Regions from separate parts of the Homo sapiens genome. Here region 2 is linked to region 1. Evidence: chromatin loops called from intact Hi-C (ENCODE). Cell type or tissue: endothelial cell of umbilical vein. All regions are shown on one strand.

Evidence for each region. A loop is a pair of places that touch in the nucleus more often than their neighbours do. Peaks named below come from ENCODE experiments on the same cell type or tissue, not always from the same donor. Only the 100,000 strongest peaks of a DNase experiment are listed, where the experiment ranks them.
Region 2: a loop joins it to region 1, with 2.5 times the contacts of the local background. A loop is called at or near these places in 6 of 110 quality-filtered maps.

The regions. Positions count from the first base shown.
Region 1 is chr4:89,654,193-89,662,192 of GRCh38, reverse strand. No RefSeq gene overlaps it. Among named protein-coding and RNA genes, the nearest start is that of SNCA-AS1, 180 kb to the left of the region's middle. In endothelial cell of umbilical vein, a CTCF peak has its summit at 4,072 (motif pointing left); a DNase peak (open chromatin) is centred at 4,062; H3K27ac peaks cover 498 bases.
Region 2 is chr4:89,751,796-89,759,795 of GRCh38, reverse strand. The region is part of intron 4 of SNCA (synuclein alpha); the gene reads left to right. Among named protein-coding and RNA genes, the nearest start is that of SNCA-AS1, 81 kb to the left of the region's middle. In endothelial cell of umbilical vein, a CTCF peak has its summit at 4,386; DNase peaks (open chromatin) are centred at 6,005 and 6,715; H3K27ac peaks cover 2,416 bases.

The DNA of each region.
Region 1 (8,000 bases):
TTGAGTAATAATTTTTGTTTTTGTTTTTGGTATAGTATTTTAGCTTAAAGCTATATCTTGTCAATACTTTGAAGACCTGACTCCATTTTATTCTCCTATGCTGTGTTGTTGATGAGAAGGCTATTGCAAATTTAATTTTTGTTTCTTTACAGGTAACCTATATTTTTGTTGGTAGTGATGGTCATTCTGAAAGATTTTGGAGCTTTTTTATTCTTAGGTGTTAGGAGTTGAACTTTTCTCCTAAAATAGGCTCAAGTCCTAATCTCTAGCACCTGCAAATGTGACCCTCTGTGGAAAAAAAAAAAGTTTTTGCAGATATAATCATATTAAGAGAAGGTCATACTGAATTAGGGCAGAACCTAATCCAATGACTGGAATCCTAAGAAAAGGGAATTTTGAATATAGGCACACACAGGGAAAATGTCATGTTATGACAGAGGCAGAGATTGGAGTGATGTGTCTGCAGGTCAAGGAATGCCAAGAATTTCTGGTTAACCACCAGAAGGAAAGGGCAAAGAAGGATCCTACCCTAAAGCTTTCCGAGGGAGCAGCAGTAGTGAATCAGCACCTTGATTTCAGACTTCTTTCCTTCTGAACTGTTAGAGAATAAATTTGTTATCTCAAGCTGCTCAGTTCATGGTAATTTGTTATGATAGTTCTAGGAAACTAACACATTAGGTTTCTAAAAGTTATCTAGGACATGTCTAATTATAACTCCTATTTTATAAATCCTATTTAACACAATGTAAACCCTTTAAATTGGAGGACTGTGTTGATAGCAGCCTTTGCTGAATAATCCTGGTTGTTGTTCTAGACGTCCTTCCTGCTTTATGTTTTTGTTTATTCTGAACATGGAATTTCTCTGGGAAATAAGCTGCCCTTTCCCATCCAATACCTTGTCACTGCGTACATTCTGGCTGTAGCTTTCTCTGTCCTTGTTTTTTTTGTTTTGTTTTGTTTTGTTTTTTTACCATTTGATCCTGTCTACTTTCTAGCTTCTAGAATTTTTCACAATTTCTAGCCTAGCGTTGAAAAACATCCTTGTTTTTCAGGTTTATTCCCTATAATTATATTTTCTTTCTGTTACATCAGTAGAATTGGCTGGCAGAAAAGTGAATGAATGTGCATTGCTCAATCTGTCATTTTGAGTCAGGCCACTGATTTTTTAAAATTTATTTATTTATCCTAGTTAATTTTTTCCCATAAGGCCTTTCAAACCATATTGGCATTAGAAGCTTTTATGTTATTTTTTCACTTTGTCTAGGGTCCAAGCATAATTTGTGGCTGCCTCTGAAAATAAACAAGGTAGTTTTTCCCTCCATGGCAGAATTATTGATTGGTTTTACTCAAGCTGAAATTCTAAAAATCTCATTCATATCGGAACTAGAGGGTGTATGGTACTGGGATAAAATCTGTTACCTAAGAGTCACCCCTAATGTCTTTTAGTGTGCCCAGGTTTAAATTTGCTATGTTCTAAACTAGTCATGTGTATCATGTAAGCCTTAAATTTGAGAGAAGGCTAACTTGTCTTCACTAGTAATACTGCTGACGTAGGTGTTTTTGCAAATGCCACAAATAGTCCGATTAGATTTTGTGGTTTATAGAAACACATACACACAAATACAGAATTACAATTCTTCCAGTATTTTTTCCTAAGGCAAATTTAGCACTGCAGAAAGGTCCTCAAGTTGCACTTACACAGGCAGATAAACTTGTGTGTGTAGCACAGTCCCCAAGATAATCTGCTTAATTAGCTGGAATCAGTTGAAACAAGTGTAAAATGAACATGGAACTAAGGATTTCAAAGGTAAAACAAACTGACAATATACACAAGGAATTGAGCAGATTTTACCTCTCATTTTTATTTCATTGTGTGTGTGTTTTTTTTAATTTTTATTTTTTTAGGAAAACTTTTTCAGGGATCTCCATTATATTAGCTCTAGGTACATATTTTATATCTCAAACTTCAGCAGCAGGGCCTAAGAAAGTGGAAGAATAGATTAATTTACATTGAGATGATTTTTTTCCTTTTTTTCCCCCCTTGGCATTTATTTTACATTTCGCAATGCTTCAGTCAACCTGAAAAGTATGGCAAATAGGATAAAGAACGCCTATATAACTTCTACCCACATTCAACAAACAAATATTAACATTCTGGCATATTGAATTTGTATCATTTTGTCTTTTAATGTGTAAAAGTTAAAGACATAACTTGAAGCCTCCCTCTCACTCCCTGCGTTGTGATTTTCCCTCCGTCCTTAGAGGCAGTCACTGTTCTGAGTGGGTTCTTTCCATTCATTTTTCAACTTTTCTTCCTATGCATTTCAAAAGTTTCTCTACTTTCCCTCTTTATTCTTCACTCCTTAAATGGATATATACTTTGTAATACATATTCCTTACACCTATCTTCCTCCCAGAGCAGGCAAGGATCTTGGCTTTACCACCCCAATCCCCATTCTGCCCAAACGAATCTGTTTTTATTGACATGTATTTCAGTTTCACCTTTTGTAGCTCTAAATCTTTTATTTTGTCATCAGTAGTTAATTAAATTTGCCAACATATTTTACCAGTTTTTATATTCACTATTTTTTCATGCTTCCTATTATTTTTCTCTAGGTTTCATCTTCTTGCTATAATACATCTTTTGGTCATTCTTTCTGGAAAAGCATGGTTAGTAAACTCTTTTAGTTTCCGTGTATCTGAAAATATATTTTCCTTTCCCTCCTGCTTAAAATATAATTACTTATTTACAGCATAATTATGCATACTCTATACAGTGTAATAGAATCCTGGGTGGACAACTGGCATCCCTCAGCACTTTAAAGGTAAATTATCATTGTTTGGGGGCACACTTGGTTATACCTGAGAAGACTACCGTTAGTTTAATTACGGTTGTTTTGTGGAAATCTTTCTCCTCTGATAGATTTAAGGGTGTCTTTTTTTTTTCTTTATTTTTGATATTCTGAAGTTTCAGTAGGATGTGTCTGGTAGACTTATTTTTATTTTTCCTTCTTAGCCCTCAAAATGAATTGCCAAAATTAAGACTTATATACTTAATCAAATCCGGAAAATAATTATTAAAATTTTGAATTCTGTTCCTCTCTTTTAAAGCTAAAATAGAATGTTTTATTAATTGTTTAGTGTTAGCTGTCTTTCTTAAATTTTCCTCATATGGTCAGGAATATTGGTTTGCAGGCTAATATTGACTGGAAGTTTCCATTTCAATTTCATCCCTCCAGTCTCCAGCAGAAGTTTTACAGTTACTTCTGCCTAGGAACCAGTGCAGAACTGGTGATTTTGAGTTCCCGTGCCTCAGTGACTGATGTTAACAATATCTCAGACTAGTCATTGAACTAGTAGGCAGTTTCACTCAGGTGGTAACTGAGAAGCTTCCGCCTACTTCCTCCTCCTCCAGCCAGTGCAGCAGGGACCTTTCCAGAGTTTTCTTCCCCCTAAATGAAAGACTTTGGTGTTAAACAGTGAAGAGGGCTCTGTCCCCTATCCCACCGGAGATGGATTTAGTTTCCATCATCCCATAGGATCAACATTTTTTGGTGGCAAAGGCTCACTTCTGGCCCCACATCCTGGCAAGCTGAATGTTCTGTCTCATTTAGCACTGTTTCAGTTCCATTTCTGGTCTGCAAAGATCTTTGTCTTGTTTCCAAAAATGGTTGTCTTGGCTGATGCATTTGGAAAACAATTTTCTATTTATATAAAAGTGACTTAATTATATTTAAAACTATATTGTACACAAATACATGTATATACATGTACTTTAGATTTGCAATGCTAAGAACAGAACACTCAAATTAACATTTTTAAATGTATTGTCTTTCTGTACATCATTATTTTAAAAACATACACAAAGTCCCAGAAGCAAGTATGCTTCTTCATTCTTAAATAAGGAAATCTGTGTTGACTGTATGTTCCTTTAAGGTATTTGAATACAAATCAACTGGGGGAAACTCACAATCAGATGTGAAGCATTTCACTCATTTTCACATTCAGCAATTAATTGCTTATTTCTATGGCACTGAAAGTCTACTGTTTTCACTGAAATACATAGTGCCATCTACTGGTTCAATTGTCGTTAAAAGGACAGAATCAAGCAAAATTTGTGTTGGTGGGAACTCACATCACGCCTAATTCCATTCTCTTCTTTTCACCCTCATATGAGAGCTGAGTGAAGAGCTAAAAGCTGACCCCTGATCTAAATCACACAGCTGTTTCAATTCAATAATGGTATTATCTTTATCAGTGACTGAGAACTCCAGGACTTGAAGCTCATTAGCTTTCTCCAACTTTTTTTTAAAGTATTTTTTTTAGTAGAAAAATTTTGTATTGAAATGTAATAAATTAAAGGCACCAAATAGTCTTTTATATTATTGCAACATAAGAAGAAATACTTTAGCTTCTAACAAAATAAGGTAGCAGGACATAGAATCTTTACTGCCACCATCATTAATGACTTGTTCCTCCTAGGAGAATGGTGGGGCTGTTAGTTGCTTGGTATATTTGTCAGTATAGGGCTCAGTAACAAGAAGGAAGCATCAGGCTGCATGGCTGAGGCTATGAATTGATTTCAATACTAACATAAAGAAAACAGCTAAGTTAGACGAAAATGGCATATCCCAAATAAAAGTTTAATTTATATGTTAGTGTATTAAAGCTTTAGAATATAATGGTAACTTTCCTATAAAAATCATGTCAGTAAATATTTACAAGACAGGTTTATTATATCTCAATTGGATCTGAGTTTGGCTGACAGTCTCAGATTCAACCCCCTGATAATTATCTTCCTGGGGTCTGCAGCCCCCACAGGCACTTTCATTGTTCACTGAATCTTAAAATTATGGAGACCTTAATATTTCAGTTTGTCAATAATACAGTTTCTAGGCAACCATATTACAATTCCTCATTACAATCTCCAGACATAATCAGCTGCAGAGTTTTAGATCCATCTAAAACTGATTAGCAATTAATCAAATAAATTTCAGATTAGAGAATCTCAAAGACTCAATATTGCTTTTAACATAAATGTTTTAAATCTCAGTTTCTAATAAGGCAAAACTTAATTTTATTTTCAAAATAATTTAATTTAAGGCATCACAATAATGGATTAATTTAAAAAAATTTTAAAAACCTTTTCCCTCAGCTCATAATCATCAGGGTTGTGTGTAATAATTCTATGGGAAAACAGAATATTAAAAATATCAGCTGCTTGAGTTGAACATTGATCATTCTGATCACTCAGTCTACATTACAGACACAAATCAATATTTGAAGAAGAAAATCATTTCATAATTTCGGGCTAATTAAGATGGTGATAAAGTTCAGTTTGCTGTTAAAGTTGAGTAAAATATGCAGTAAACACTAATATGTAGGAGGAGAAATAATTGAACTACTATAATAACTACATCTTCATCAAACGCTGGATACAAATTTTATTAAATGCATGAGGGGATAGAAAATGGGTGTAGAACAGTCAAGACTCAATTTTCTCTTCCAAGGAAGAAAATCTCCCAAGTAGTAGAAACTGAGACTTAGCAGTCAACAGCATAGAGTATAGCAGTGGAGTCCATGGGGGCTGAGCTGCACACCTATGATTCATGCACAATATTTGCCACCCAGGTTAAAGAGCCCTCACAGACAACTTAAAATCAAAGTTGGTCCAGAAAAACACTATCTCAAGTGATATGAAGCTGCTACTGTCACTAGTCAAGCTAAGTCATCCAATAACGATTATCCAGGTTTTTCATTAAAATCAAACATTTTCCATACGGCAATGAGAGCTTTTGACTGGCAGTGTGTAATAGCACCACAGCTTTTGGAGATAAAGGTAATAAACACCAATGGAAATTATCATTTTAAAATGCGGGAGAAAAAGGTCATTTTGCAAATGTTGGTGTCAGCTATGGGAAGCCAATGAGAAATTCCTTACTGACATTCTAATTTCTCTTAAGTTAATTAATTTTCTCAAGTTAAATTAAAAATGAAAATTTAAAGGGCCTATTATTTGCAAATGATACAATGAAACAAAACAATATGTGACAAGCCTTTAAATAATAGTCCTTTGTGAGAACAGGAGGTTGGTAAATAATTGTGCATTAGAGAAACTATATTCATGTCTAACTAGTTTCCTTAATTTTGCAGTAACTAAATTGTCACCTATGACCCCCCTTTCTGCTGTCTATCCCTGTTATAAACTGAATTGTGTGCCCCTAAAGTTCATATTCATAACCCCCAATGTTAATGCATTTGGAGATATGGTCTTGAAGGAGGTAATTAAGGTTAAATGAGGTCATAAGGGTGGCATGCAATAGGACTGACGTCCTTATAAGTAGAGGAGACACCAGCGTTCTCTCTCTTCATGTGCACAAAGGAAAGGTCCTGTGAAGACACAGAGAGAAGGTGACTGCTTATGAGCCAAGGAGAAAATCCTCACCAGAAAGCATCCCTGCAGGCACCTTGATCTTGGACTCCCAGTCCTCATAACTATGAGAAAATTAATGTCATATTTAAGCCACTCATCTATGATATTTTGTTATGGCAGCCCGAGAAGAATAATACAACCCCAAAATTCCATATTGATCTAATTGTGTACCAGTAATACAGAAGGCAAAGTATTAGATGAAAACCATTTAGAAAAATCCAAAATTATTTTTTGAAAGTGACTAACAGTTAACCCGGCTATTTCTACTTGTTTTTTTTTCTTCTTCTTCTTTCCCTTTTTCCTCCTTCTCTTAGTGTCTTCCTAGTAGAGGTAATGTTATTGTTGTCATTATTGGTATCATATAGTGCTACAAACTTTAATTAATGACTCATATTAACGCTGTAGCCACCCTTTGCCAGTTTTTAGACATGTAACAGCATGGGAACTAATTTTTGTAAACAATCTACTACATACTATTTTGTTCTAGGTTTTTGATATATGATGTGTTTTTTCAAATTCTGAATTGTCATCTTTATTTTTTTAATTAATTTGGTTTTTTTTGATACAGAGTCTCACTCTGTTGCCCAGGCTGCAGTGCAGTGGCGTGATCTCAGCTCACTGCAGCCTCTTTCAAGCAATTCTCATGCTTCAGTCCCCTGAGTAGCTGGGACTACAGGCATGCACCGCCATGCCCAACTTATTTTTTTATTTTTATTTTTGTATTTTTAGTAGAGATGGGGTTTCACCATGTTGGCCAGGCTGGTCTCAAACTCCTGACCTCAAGCAATCTGCCCGCTTTCGCCTTCCAAAGTGCTGGCATTATAGGTGAGAGCCACCCGGCCTGCCTGTCATGTTTACTTTAAATGTCTATTTTAAATATAAGAATAAATTATCCTGGTTAAACACTTAGAATTTGAGGGAGGCAGAAATCTACACAATTATGCTTGTAATTGACCCCAGAGACTGTGGCCTTTGCACTACACCAGTTTGCCTCAGGAACACAATTTTCCCACAGTATTTCCAAATTTACATGTTAGCTGGGCTGATTGTGTTGGCTCATTTAGTTGGAAGGTAGCACTAATGGGTCCAGGTGCAGAGTTTCGATTTCTGCAAGCCACGATTAGCTTTATTATACTACTTGATCACAATCGTACCAGAATCTGATTTTTGGTAAGATTTCTGGTGGAAATGAAAGAAAGAGAAAAAGAAAGAAAGAAAGAAAGAGAGAGAAATAAAGAAATCAACTTATTTAAACAAAATACATTGAAAGTGCAAATATAAATATATAAATATGTTCCAGAAATATATATTTCTAAAAAAAATTTAATTTCTTAATTGTATATCATTTTGTTTTTGAAAATATAAGTATCCTTGTGTCAAAACTGCTTTTTGAGGAAAAAGTTGTCCACCAAGTGTTTTCTTAAATGTATAATGATAATTCTTAAAAAATAATCAACAATACTTTGTTTCAAAACTACAGGTTTTTAAAATAATATTTGTTTTTTGGATCTTTGTGGTTTTACTTAGTTATCAATATTTCTCCAAATTGATTCTTTTTGTCTAAAAA
Region 2 (8,000 bases), 98 kb before region 1:
AGGGTTAATTCATTAAAAAATAACACTTGAGGACTGTTTTCTTTGCAAGGCATAAAGTTATCACCCTTTCAAACAGTAGATATTTCACATTTAGGATGCGAGACTCCAGTTCCAACAAAGCTCATTGCACAGCTGCTACCCTGATTAAACTGCTACATGAACTCTGAGCAATGTAGCATGGTAGCCGCATGCTTCTGCTTGCATGATGGTTAATTCCTTCCATTCTCATTAGTGATTTTCTGAGCTTTGAAATTCTGATGGTACCTAGGATATAAAGCATATTTATCTAACTGAAAAACAGATAATTAGATGTAACATAAAATATGAATGGCTTTGTCACTTTATTGTAGCAGAGAATGAATGTGGGATAAATTAAAGCTGATGCTAGAACATATGCCTATTTTTTAGCTGGAAAATTTCAAGATTTATGTACTTTGGGCTTGAGAAAGAAATGGAGTTTATTTTTTATGCACTGACATCTCTTTTTTTTTTTTTTTGGAAGAGCTCTCTTAGGAATGAATGGTATGTAAATACAGTAGGAATGTAATTATAGATTTTCCTGACCCAGTTCCTAAATAATAGATATCATTTCAGAAGTGCCCCAATACCTGACCTTTTGCTCCAAGCCATATCAAAGCACACATCTAGTCTACTTTTCACTCTCATTCCTAGCCACTATGACAATACTATTCAGATAAAACTTCTAGTCCTCTACTTATGTGACTCATACCAACTTGACCTTACGATAGTGACTGGGGGTGCATATCTAGGTTCATGCTGTTTGTCCATTATTATGGTTTTGTGAGAAAAGGCAAAATTTCTAGGTAAAGTGTTATGAGGACGAATAATCCACCAGGCAACCAACTGACCCTTTCATTTGCCATCTTGTCACTTCAAACAGCTCTCCAGAACCTGCAGCCAGCACAGACCAAAGTCAGGTTTGTCTCCTCTTCTGTTGATGAACAAAGGTTGATTCCATATCGTGGCTATTGTGAATAGTGGCAGTAAACATGGCAGTATTGTATGAAAATATCACAGATAGCCCTTAAATATGTGCAACTATGATGATCTATCAAAATTAAAAATTAAAATTTATTTTTAAAAGTTCAGTTAGAAAGCTTGTAGTTCCTGGCAAACTACTACCTTTCTCGGCAAAAGAATTTGATATCTCTTAAATATTTTCTGCCTAATGCTGATAGATTGTATTTACATATTCCATTAATGCAATAAATAAAATTACACCAAAACATCAGCATTATTTATTTCCAGGGGCATCTCTCAAAATAAATTCCTCCAAAATTCACAAAACCAAAACCAATGTGAAATTGTACTCAGGGATGCAAATGTAGCCCAGTGAAGCATTTGCCCACTTGTTTGGTATTATTGAAGCACAATTAGAAAAATGTGCAATGTATGCCCAAAAATTCTATAATAAGGGCCAGGCGCGGTGGCTCACACCTGTAATCTCAGCATTTTGGGAGGCCAAGGTGGGCAAATCATGAGGTCAGGAGATCGAGACCATCCTAGCTAACACCATGAAACCCAGTCTTTACTAAAAATACAAAAAATTGGCCCAGACGTGGTGGCGGGATCCTGTAGTCCCAGCTACTCGGGAGGCTGAGGCAGGAGAATGGCATGAACCCAGGAGGCAGAGTTTGCACTGAGCCTACTCTCCAGCCTGAACGACAGAGCGAGACCCCATCTCAAAAAAAAAAACCATAATAAGAACTTTTTAATATACTATATTATAATGTAAAAAGACTAGATGTCAAACAAATTAGGTGATGGGAAGGAATTGAGGGAGAATTTTAGACTAAGCAATTGAGCAGCACCTGTTTTTCACCACAAATCTGTTACATGTATTGCTCAATTGTGCTGAATCCATATTGGGTCCTGGTGGCTATGTAATAGTCTCTTTCTTGGATAAATGTTTGTCCTCTCTTATGGTTTACTAATGGTGTACAGAACAGCATTGAATAGTGGTTATTTCCTATGACTTCCTAGATATCTCTCTCATAATCCTGAATGTTTTAAAGATCATTCTTAGATAGAGTACAGCTAGACACGAACCATAGTGGAAATCAGGTAGACAAAATTTAAAAGGAGTCTTAATTGAAGGTCATTTTATTGTCCTCAGTATTAATCTTACTTAAAACAAACCTGTCACTGAGCAGAACTCAAAACACCAGAGCCCTTTGCCAAATGTGATTTTTTACAACAGGAGCGCTGGCAGTTGAGAGGAGTATTCTGTCACACTTGAGAGAATTCGAGTCCCTGAAGATTTATATGAATGCTTAGCTATTATCGAACCATCTCTTCACAGATGACTTAGTAAATGTCTGCCTTTGCATCAGATAATGGCTTACAAGTTAATCTCCTCTTGCTCCCTGTTACACACATATACACCTTCTTCCTAAACAGCTCATAAGGTGAAAGAAAGACTCAGATTTCTGACTATGTAATTGATAATATCACACGGACTGCCTGCTCATCATCTGCTAGTCACATTGGCAGAGTTGACAGTTTTGGAGACACTGAAGACAGTGCATATATTAGGAAATAAGCAGTTTCCTGATATAAATTTTCTTGTAGTTTATAAATTACATAGCATTTATTATTCCCTCATATTTTATAACATTTAATAATAGAACTGACACATATATTCATTTTAAACTCAATTGTGTATAATAACTATCATAGCAACCCTTCAGTGCCTAAATATCAAATCTTCCATTCCTCCCATGAACATCTTGAATATATAGGTACTGTGGTTAGCTCCAACAAGCTTTTGGTTAGAATTCATTGCACTGATACATAGACATTGTTTTAAAGGCAATTTCAAATCAAAGCTGTCAGCTGTGAATCAAGCACACCTTAAAAAGTGACACATTTGTCACTAGATTCCAGCCTCTCAAATTACTGACACGCATCCTTTTTATGTAAAGATGACATTGTTCTTTCCTGATATATTGCATTCCTCATGAATTTCTTATAGTCATAGAATTTTTATAAACCATTTCAGAATCGCTGAAATAAACATCAATATTTTTAACTTTTTCATTCTGTCAAAAATATTGTATGCAGAGATATTGCTGTAAGTGTGTATACCTGTGCTTAAGAGACTAGGGCTGAAGAGAAGTAATCAACCGAACCACTGGTGTAAATGTGCGTCACATTTTTAGTGACTAGAAATTGAAATAATTCCAACAAATTTATGTGCTTTGGGCTTGAGAATTCAGACTGCCTTAGGCTAAGATAAAAATCTTTTCCTGGTACTATATACCTTCTTTTATTGAATGACTACCTGGCTCTTTCTATTATATATGCAGATTTTGTACCTCTGGTCATCTTTGTAAATGGTGCCTAAAAGATATTTGAAGAATAAGTGACCAGCAATAAGAACAAATGTCTATACAAAAGCACCCTTTAGTTGGATGTAATTCACTACTTTGAGTTGTTAATAACCTCTAAGGATGACAGTAGCTATTAGTTGAATAAACCATTATGTCTATTATTAGAACACTAGATAGTTTATAAGTCCAAACAATGCATAAAATACCTATCTCATGTTACCATTGTTTAGGTTACCAGATAATTGTTCTGTCCAATTATTCCACTTAATTTTTTGCTTGCCCATTAGCTAAATGGCAAGATAAAATTTGTCAAACGGGGGGGAATGTATTGAAAATGCTAGACAACTACACTTAAAATGAAAACAGGCCAGGCGCGGTGGCTCAGGCCTGTAATCCCAGCACTTTGGGAGGCCAAGGCGGGTGGATCACCTGAGGTCGGGAGTTCAAGACCAGCTTGACCAACATGGAGAAACTCCATCTCTACTAAAAATACAAAATTAGCCGGGCATGGTGGCACATACCTGTAATCCCAACTACTGGGGAGGCTGAGGCAGAAGAATCGTTTGAACCCAGGAGGCGGTGGTTGCAGTGAGCCGAGATTGTGCCACTGTATTCTAGCCTAGGCAACATGAGCGAAACTCCATCTCAAAAAAAAAAAAAAAAAGAAAGAAAAGAAAACAAATGCATAATTTGCAAATATTATTTTTATATTGTATGTTATCTAGGGCTTCTAAATGCATTCTTCTTATAAGCCTAGGTTTGCAATAACATTCATTTAGAATTGAGTAATTTTAAATATAATATTTTATAAAATAAAATATAATAATTTCTCTTAATTCTTTGAAAATATTAAATTAAAAGGGGGTTGCAAACTCTGCATTCCACATTTCCATCCCAACATTTAATTTTAGCAATTTTGTAGTCTGCCTAAAATGCAATCCATCATTTACTGTTTAGAAAATAGGGAATGTACACAAAGGCCTTTCAGCTTTCCCTGAACTCCATAAAAATCTTTTTGCTTCTTTACTGCCCCCCTTTGTCAGGAGTTCTGAGGAACTGTTTTTTATCTTAAGTCTCACAAAGCATTTAGGAGAATATTTAAACTTAAATTCTTTTAAAACTTATGTTCAGGACAAAGTAACATTGTATGCATTGGTGTCATATGTATTTAAATTTTGAAATTTTTAATACTGGCAAAATGAGGTTTCAATTTTAATATAAATTATTTAACAATCTTAAATCATTAAATATATTACTTAATATATTTAATATATCTAAACAGTCACAATTTTCCCATACTAATAATCATAAAAAATCTTACCCAATGGTCATATAGATATACTTAATGGAGTTTTGGGGGGGTATTTTTGTATATTAAAAAATTCATATATTTGCCTTACTTAGAAGAACTGATTAAATGAAAGTATAATATTAACAAACATATTGTTATTTTATATTTGCATTTGTGATAATTATATTTGAAACGTTCAAGATTTTCCAATGAATTTCTTTTGCATTTGCGTATTTGTGCCTTTTTATTATAAAAATAGGTGGCTTTTTAGTTCCACTGCATAAGTTTCAACATAGGTCTACAAATAGTGCATCTTTTTGAAGTTAATCATTATAATCACAAATTGAAGTTGCCTGAGCTCCAATTGGAGTCTAAATGGATGACTGAATCTTATTATTCGAAACCCACTGTTGCTACACAATATGGCCACACAAGAGAGTACACAAGACCCGTCTGATTCAGCCTCAGTGCCATAAATATTTTAATGGTTTCGTTGGAATCTGGAAATGGAGCTCACCACAGGAGATGCTTCTTCCTTTGACTCTCATTATTATTTCCTTTACAAATTAATTAATAAAAACTTAGATGCTAAATTAGCACTTGATGAAAACTTATATAGCCTTGACATTTTGATTCTGTGAGTGAATAAAAATACTTGGAGAAATAAAAATCCTAATCATGTTCAGGAATACCCACAAGGTAACAAGTACATTTTTAAACTTTAAAAACATTTATTATTCATGATAAAACATGTTGTGTGATTTAAATATAAATTTTTATTATTTGCTTTAACTTATTTCCGGATTAAAAAGTAAATGTTTACCTAGCTGTTCTAAATGGTAATCCTCATGATTAAAACAGCAATTTGTCATATTTCAGTTACAAATGATCTTTTATTATTAGTTATAGAACATAAGTTTCTTCATTGACTGAGGCGATGTTTCAAGTAGATAAATCTGTTAAAAAAATTGTGGTCATATTCTGTTAAATTCTCATACCAGGCAATTTGTTTGATATTCAGGAAAAACCTAGCCACTGACCAAAAACTCTACCTGCCTTCTCAGTTGTATCCTCTTGGACTTAAAGGGGACTGGGAAAGTTATAAGATGGTTCATGATAGTCCATCAACATCCCAAGAACAAAAACAGATGTTGTACTGACAGCATCATATGATCATATGCATGTAAGAGCACATTCATATTGCCAAATCAGTTGGAATTTTTCACGGTTGAAAGTTAAATGAAATGCTTAGATGTATGAGTCATCGGAGTTAAAGACAATTACAGCCAGATTTATGGCTGTGCTAAAATAAAGCTAGTTAGAAAACAGACCAAATTCCATGACGATACCAAGTCTGACTAATGATTCACCTTAAATTTCGGAGCAACATTTATCCTCACTTGTTTGTTTATTTGACAATGTGCCCTTATCCATTAAGTAACTAGGAGGAAGGGAAAAGCACTACGTGGGTGAGTGACAAGACACTGACACTGATTTGTGACTTTGGATAATTCCTGGATGCTGTTATCTGTTTTGGCATAGAGATGGATCTGTAACTGCTAATAATTGCCGACTGTGACCATCCCAGAGGCCATTTACTTAACCCAGGTATTTCAGACCTGACAGCCCGAGGATAAACACGATTTCCCTCCATCACTAACTTCATCTGCAGGGCCTAAGCCTCCTTCACAGTCTCTCCAGTGATTTATTGGCATCTCCAAGGGTATCTCACATGTGCTGAAGAACAAATCTGCTCACTTTCATCTGCTTGGTTTTCCCTTTTGAAATCTGCTGCTTTAAAATTACTAAGGGAGGAATCATGCCTGCTGCTACCCTTGCCAGTGACCTTGCAGTTTGTGCCCTGATTGTTCCAATTACCACAATCAAAACAGAAGCGTTTGCAGTTACTGCAGTGCTCTCTCTGTGGATGTCAGGTCTGACTCAGAGAGCCAGGCTGGGGAACAGCCATTTCCACTCTTGTACCTCTGCAAAAGGACTTCCATGTTCCGTAAACAGACTCCCACCTCTCATTTTCCCCCCAAGCAAAGCATCATAAATTAGAGAGCATGTAACGGGAAAGAAAATCCATTAGCCATTTGGGTTCAGTCAGACAAGCCAGCTCATGGAAAGTTTATACAGGAAGGTCACATTTCAATTGAGATCAGGAGGGTGAAAGGGTCCAGCTGTGTGATGAGAGAGAGAATGTTCGGGAATGTGGAACAGAGGTATCCAAGGCAGAACAAACTCGTATATGAAGGCTTTAAGGGTGTGCAAATCTAGCATATTTTATGACATAAAAGAGTCCTGATTAGCTAGAATATGATGAATGTGAGAAGAGGTGAAGGCTGGAGATAGGAAAAATTATTCCAGATCTTATAAGCTATAGTAAGAAATTTGCATATTATATATAGACTTGTGGGAAGCCATTGGATTTTGTAAGAAGGAGATTAACATTATCTTATTTATGTTATTTGTGATTTATAACCCCAAATGTGCCAGATACAAACAAACCAAAAATAATAATAATAATAATAAGAAGAAGAACAACAACAGCAATGGAACTGTGGTGATGGTTTTGGTCACAAAATGCATATATATCTATTTTTCACAATGCAAAAATATTTCATTATTTCAAATTTTAACATAAATGTGGGTATGCATGAGCTTACAAATCTTGAAGTTTATTGGGGAATATTGGTGAGCATGGTTTTTATTGCATGGTCACAACTTACTAATGGGAAACATCTGAATACCTATTGAGTTAATGCATGCACATTTTTATTTTCCTGGAATACTGAGAAAAAGGTTGCTACATAATGTCTTGATAGCTTCTAAGTCATGGCTCAAAAGTGAATGTGGAATCTGCTAATCGGAATGGACTCAGATTCAGCCAAGTTCTCAAAAACATTTGCTTTCATAGATGTCTTCAAGAAACAAGGAGTCTTGAATTTAAATTGTGAAGTGTCTATCTTAGAATAGAGAGATTTAAAATCTGACTGTATTTTGTTTAAAAAAGCCTATATAACTGTATTATATAAAATTATTTATACTACAGTTAAAAAAAGAATCCCATCCTATTTGTGCCTAAATAAGTGCCTGCTTGTAGCATGAAAACTATTTGTTGAGGGTCCTTAGATCCTCAGAGCATGCTGTGAAAGTAGGTACAATTGTTCTTTCTATATAAGCCTCTTAAGATAACAGATAATTGCCAGAAATACAGCACACAGTACAAAATTACCTTGTTTTACTTTTGCCACAAAAAACAATTTCTTTTGGCTTTGAGCAATAAAGTCCAATGATTTTTTTCCTTTCAAAATATCTTCCTCCCTCTCCATAAGTTTTATATTTATTCACGA